Regions from separate parts of the Homo sapiens genome. Here region 2 is linked to region 1. Evidence: chromatin loops called from intact Hi-C (ENCODE). Cell type or tissue: A673. All regions are shown on one strand. Links, peaks and the distances in the headings refer to the core of each region. The heading gives the core; the rest is flanking DNA. Region 1 has its middle 55 kb from the start of CD28. Region 2 has its middle 46 kb from the start of FAM117B.

Region 1 (2,914 bases), core at 218-2,717:
ACTTCTGAGGCCAAAGCAGTCGTAAAACCCCTTTGTCAAAGGAAACCTGTAATTGTAAAATTCCTCCTTGATTTCATCGTTCATGTGGACTGAAATAGAGTTCCTCTTTTTTTTTTTTTTTTTGGTCTGGTTATGTGGTGTGTGGTCATTCCTTTTTTTTTTTTTTTTTGAGACCAAGTCTCGCTCTGTTGCCAGGCTGGAGTGCAGTGGCACGATCTTGGCTCACTGCAATCTCTGCCTCCTGGCTTCAAGCTATTCTCCTGCCTCAGCCTCCCGAGTAGTTGGGATTACAGGTGTGTGCCACCAAACCCAGCTAATTTTTGTATTTTTAGTAGAGACGGAGTTTCACCATGTTGGCCAGGATGGTCTCCATCTCCTAACCTCATGATCTGCCTGCCTCGGCCTCCCAAAGTGCTGGGATTACAGGCGTGAGCCACCGCGCCCAGCCCCAGTGTGTGGTCATTCTTAATGTTGTTTTGAAGAAGTTATAGACAGTTAAGGAAACATCTTAGAGAACTGGCCAAGCTCTAAAGCTAGGCACATTTCATATTTTTGTCTATTTAATAAAAAAGGACAAGACTGTTTTCCCGGAAGCCTCCTGGTCCGACTCCCAATACCTGCCTGTGGATAGCACTGTGGACTTTTGTCCCAGAAGACTAGTGTCTGGATAAATGTTTTGTAAGCCTTACTTCCTGGATGGGAGCCAACTGATTGCTTACACGTGATACTCATCTCCCCATGAACAGTCATGGTGGCTGCTGTGTACTGGAGTCCTGCAGCTGTAAAGGGGACACGCTAGAAGGAGAGAAGGGAACAGTCCTTTGCAGGAGCACAGCTGTGTAGCAGGCCTTTGATCCAACAGCAAAACCAAGCCTAGCAAGTTAGTTATCTCATTCCTTTTTAGCAATATGACATGACGAACATGCTGCAATGACTTCCAAATACTTCCCTCCTTTTTGCTTAGATTGGGGGTAGAATGAGGATAGAAAATGAGAGGTCTAGGGAAAAACAAAGTATTTGTGTATTCAGACATTTATTGACTCTAAATGCAAACATTTACTAAGTCCTCTCTGCAGGCCAGGTACTGTGCTCAATGTTTTACATGAGTTCTCTCTCTCAATTCTTACCATAACCACCAAGTAGATAAATCCCAACTTCTGTTTAGCAGTTGAGGAAATTGAGCCTTTGGGGAGGTTAAGAAACTTGCCCAAGGTAACATAGTAGTAAGAGGCAAAGCTGGGACTCTATCCTGATGCGATGCCAAGCCTATGCTCTTAACCACTGTGCTATACTGCCTCCCTGTGTTAGAATATCTTTTATCTTTTATCCCCAGCACTGTGGAAGAGAAGTAGAAGATAACAAACCTGCTACATGGTAGATGCCTGGAGATAATATTATGTATGTTTGCCATTATATTATATTCTTATGTTAGGGTACACTAAATTGCTATGTTCTATTTGAAACAACCAGGAAACCTAACTGGGCTCAAGCAAATGTAATTCAAGCTGTTTGATCTCTAAAATATGATTATAATGATCTCTTCTTATTGGCCTCTCTGTCTGTCCCTGGCTTTCTGAAGAGATCTTTTGTTTTGTATGTACAGTTGTTACTGAGAAATACCAGCTGCAGGGGAACAATTCATGACATTACCTTCTCCCCAGCATTTTCCCTCCCCACAACCCCCGGTCCTGGAGAGTGCTGTTATTTTGAATGAATATGATTGACAGAGATGGGAAGGTCTCACTTTTGTTTATCTTATAAAATTTACTGAAGCCAAAACTTCTCCAAAAGAGGTCCCAGCATTTTCCTTTGGTTCAGACACAAACCTTCAGAGGAAAATAAATGCTCCGGTGAAACATAGTTGAAAGACAGAGAGGCAGAAGGAGGAGTAACACTTTTAGGAGTTTCAAGCACTGTGATAGCCATTGACTTTTATTTTTGGAATCCTGAGGGATAGTTACATCTCAAAGCACAAACTAAAGATAATTCCCGAGATTATTGAATGTCCTCTGATAGAGACATCAGATTTCAGGTTGGTCTAATTTTCTTTGACTACTTATTTCTGAAAATTGTCTGTGGAATACGGAGTCCATCCTTAAATTAAGCTTTCCCTGGCTGGGCGTGGTGGCTCACACCTGTAATCCTAGCACTTTGGGAGGCCAAGGCGGGTGTATCACTTGAGGTCAGGAGTTCGAAACCAGCCTGGCCAACATGGTGAAACCCCATCCCCACTAAAAATACAAAAAAATTAGCTGGGTGTGGTGGCTTGAACCTGGGAGGCAGAGGTTTCAGTGAGCCAAGATCGCGCACTGCACTCCAGCCTAGGGTGATAGAGCAAGAGTCTGTTTCAAAAAAAAAAAAAAAATTAGGCCTTCCCCTAATTCCATATTCTGTGTGAGGGAGTTCCCTTAGGTAACCTAAATCAGAATAAATCTGTATATATTCCTCTGGTCTTCCATACAAGTATAAAGCTTTCTGCCATACTAGAGGCTCGCAATCTCCTGTGTTTGTAGCACACTTTCAAGTGCTGTAAGTATTGGCAACACACATAGGGGCTTAAAGGAATTGAAACTACACCACCATGTTCAGTATGATATATGATAAAACAGTATCTTATGGTATCCATACAAGTACATACAGCAAAGGTACAGCTCTTATGCTTCCCTTTCCACGCCACATCTAGGTTTGAGGACTGCTCAGTTTACTGCCTTTACCTTGATGTCTTCATTTTTTTTTTTTTTTTTTTAGACAGAGTCTCGCTCTGTTGCCCAGGCTGGAGTGCAGTGGCGTGATCTCAACTCACTGCAAGCTCTGCCTCCCAGGTTCACGCCATTCTCCTGCCTCAGCCTCCCAAGTAGCTGGGACTACAGGCGCCCACCACCACGCCTGGCTAATTTTTTGTATTTTTAGTAGA
Region 2 (2,914 bases), core at 319-2,818, 1.1 Mb before region 1:
CTGTGATATTAATCGTAATATTCTAGGAGGATGTTATTTCTAATGTCACAGTGAGTGTACACCATGTGTGTACACCCTGTGATATTAATCGTAATATTCTAGCGGGATGTTAGTTCTAATGTGATGGTGGGTGTACACACATTGGCCAGGCGCAGTGGCTCACGGCTGTTATCCCAGCACTTTGGGAGGCCAAGGCAGGTGGATACAAGGTCAGGCATTTGAGACCAGCCTGGCCAACATAGTGAACCTCCGTCTCTACTAAAAATACAAAAAAAAAAAAAAAAAAAAAAAAAAAGCCAGGCTGGTGGCGGGAGCCTGTTGTCCCAGCTACTCGGGAGGCTAAGGCAGGAGAATCACTTCAACCTGGGAGGTGGAGGTTGCAGTGAGCCCTGATTGGGCCACTGCACTGCAACCCAGGCGACAGTGTGAGACTCCATCTCAAAAAAAAAATCCAAAAATTAGCCAGGTGTGGTGGTGCATGCCTATAATCCCAGCTATTTAGGAGGCTGAGGTATGAGAATGGCTTGAACCCAGGATGTGGAGATTGCAGTGAGCCGAGATTATGCCATTGCACTCCAACCTGTGTGACAGAGTGAGACTCCATCTCAAAAAAAAAAACAAACAAAAGATTTTTACTTTTTCTTATTCTCTCTTAGGAATACCTATGATTTATAGGATTGGCCACTTTACATATTCCCATATTTCTTGAAGGCTTTGCTCATTTTTAAAAATTCTTTTTTCTTTATTTTTGTCTGACTGGGTTAAATTAAAAGACCTGTCTTCTTCTGCTAAATTTCTTTCTTCTGCTTGGTCTAGTCTATTTCTAAGTCTTTCAACTGTGTTTTGTAATTCCTATAATACATTTTTCATTTGCAGAAGTTCTGTTTTTTTAAAATATCTATCTTTTTAGTAAATTTTCTTCTTTTTTGTAAATTTTTCATTCATATCCTGTATTGTTTCTCTAATTTTTTCATGTTGTTTTTTTCACCTTTTCTTGGATCTCATTGAACTTCCTTACAATATATATTTTGAAAATTCTTTGTCTGTAATTTCAGAATTTTCATTTTGGTTAGTATCTTTTGCTGGAGAGCTAATGTAATCTTTTTAGGTTGTTGAAATACTCTGTTTTCTCATACTGTCAGACTTCTTACATTGGTTCTTTCTCATCTGGAGAATCTCTCACTACTTGTTTTTGAATTTACTTTTCATTGCATGGGACTTTTAAAAGAATTATCCCCTTCAAGGGTGTGACTGTAATGTATGTTGTGAATGGTTGTTTGGCTTCAATTCTGGGTGCTGTCAGGGTGCCAAAGTTCTGTATGAATTCCTTGGTTATAGTTAGCCTTTGTGCAGTGGCTTTCTCAAGTGCTGGTTGTAGTAACACTGTGCTGGGCATATTAGCAGGCTCACTACCTTCTGCAGAGCTGAGACTGTGGAGGTCTCAGGAAGCTTACCTGGTTCATAGCGCTGTGCACTTCGGTCAAAAGGTTTTGTATTGGGTTGTGCAGTTCCGTCTCTAGACCAGCAGGTGGCGAATACGGGTAAGAGCCAGATGCCCAGGGTGTGTGCGTGCTTAATCTTTGTTTACTGGGAGGGGCTGTCTGTTGTCTCAGGCGGTGGGCTGATCTGTGGGTGGACTGATCTGTGGAATGCTGGGTGCCCTGAGTTCTCTACTTACCCCAGGAAAGGAAGACGAAGCTGGGTGCAGCTGGACTGCTAAGCTCACCTTCGGATACCCCAATGACAGTGGAAGCACAAACCCTGATGAGGCTGGTCGGGGGCTTGTGGTGAAAAGCGCTGAGGTTTCCATCACAGGCAGAGAGGGCTGCACCAGCTCTATGTCCTGACCAAGAAGGAATGCCATCTGCCTCCCAATCACACCCCTGTCCCGAGGCTTTGTGACCCTGAAATAGGCAATGTCGTTTGTCTCTAGGCTGCAATATAGCTGAGGGCCACAGAAATGCCTGTCCCAGAGCCCTCCACTGAAACGGCTTCCCGTGGGAACCTCTTCCCTCAGCTGAACACAGACAACTTTGTGGCTTCGTTGATCTCTACTGCAGGAAAACTGTTGCTCCATGTAGAGAGGGAGAGGGGCCCTACTCTTCATGCAAGCCGGGCCTGGGGTGGTGGGAACACTGCCAGTTGGGGTGCACCCACCCCTAATAGCCCTGCATTGACCATCCATAGGCACACCTGTGCCAACCCCCCACAGGAACAGCCTGGCTATGTACACAGCAATGATTGTAGGGGAGAAGTCCCCCTCTCTGTGTCCCTTCTTGAGCACCAATGCTGCCTGCCCACTGGGGTTGAAACACACTCCTCCAGCACCACACCTGCCTCTGCTGCAAGGGGCACAGTCACCTTCAGTGCGCAAGCAGGGAGCTCTCAGGCACAGGAGACCCTGTACTCTCGTCTCCTTTGTCCCAAGGGGTGCTTTGGCACGGTGTACACTCCCTTCCCCTATGGACAGTTTGCCCTGAGGGTTACACCTCCAGCAACGCCACAGCTCCCCCTGGATCCCACTGGCCCTTTGTGGTTGCTACAGCCTGAGGAGGTGCAAGGGAATGTTTACAGGGGATCCAGTAATGCAGCAACACAAGGGCTGAGACTCCTTGGGCAGGACAGAGGCCCTCAATGGGTGCACAACCAGTATGGCACCCACCACCTCAGCTCGGGTCTACGGGCAGGGTGAGCAATCCTGCATGAGCTGGCAACCTGGTGCTCTGCCCGCAAGAAGTTCTCAAATCACTGCTCATACTGGTGCCAATTCAAGAGGGTAGAGGGGCTCTTCAACAGTTTGGAAACCAGCAGTCTGCTGCAGCAAGGGTGAGTGAAATGAGCTAAAAACATCCCCACCTACCCTTTCCACAGGACTGCAAGTCCCTTGGGTATTATCTCTGCCAAACTCTTGCTT

The links. A loop is a pair of places that touch in the nucleus more often than their neighbours do. Peaks named below come from ENCODE experiments on the same cell type or tissue, not always from the same donor. Only the 100,000 strongest peaks of a DNase experiment are listed, where the experiment ranks them.
Region 2: a loop joins it to region 1, with 2.5 times the contacts of the local background. A loop is called at or near these places in 4 of 110 quality-filtered maps.

Annotation. Positions count from the first base shown.
Region 1 is chr2:203,650,230-203,653,143 of GRCh38, forward strand. No RefSeq gene overlaps it. Among named protein-coding and RNA genes, the nearest start is that of CD28, 55 kb to the right of the region's middle. In A673, for the core only: a CTCF peak has its summit at 1,300; DNase peaks (open chromatin) are centred at 722 and 1,262; H3K27ac peaks cover 1,108 bases.
Region 2 is chr2:202,587,292-202,590,205 of GRCh38, forward strand. No RefSeq gene overlaps it. Among named protein-coding and RNA genes, the nearest start is that of FAM117B, 46 kb to the right of the region's middle. In A673, for the core only: a CTCF peak has its summit at 1,507 (motif pointing right); a DNase peak (open chromatin) is centred at 1,550.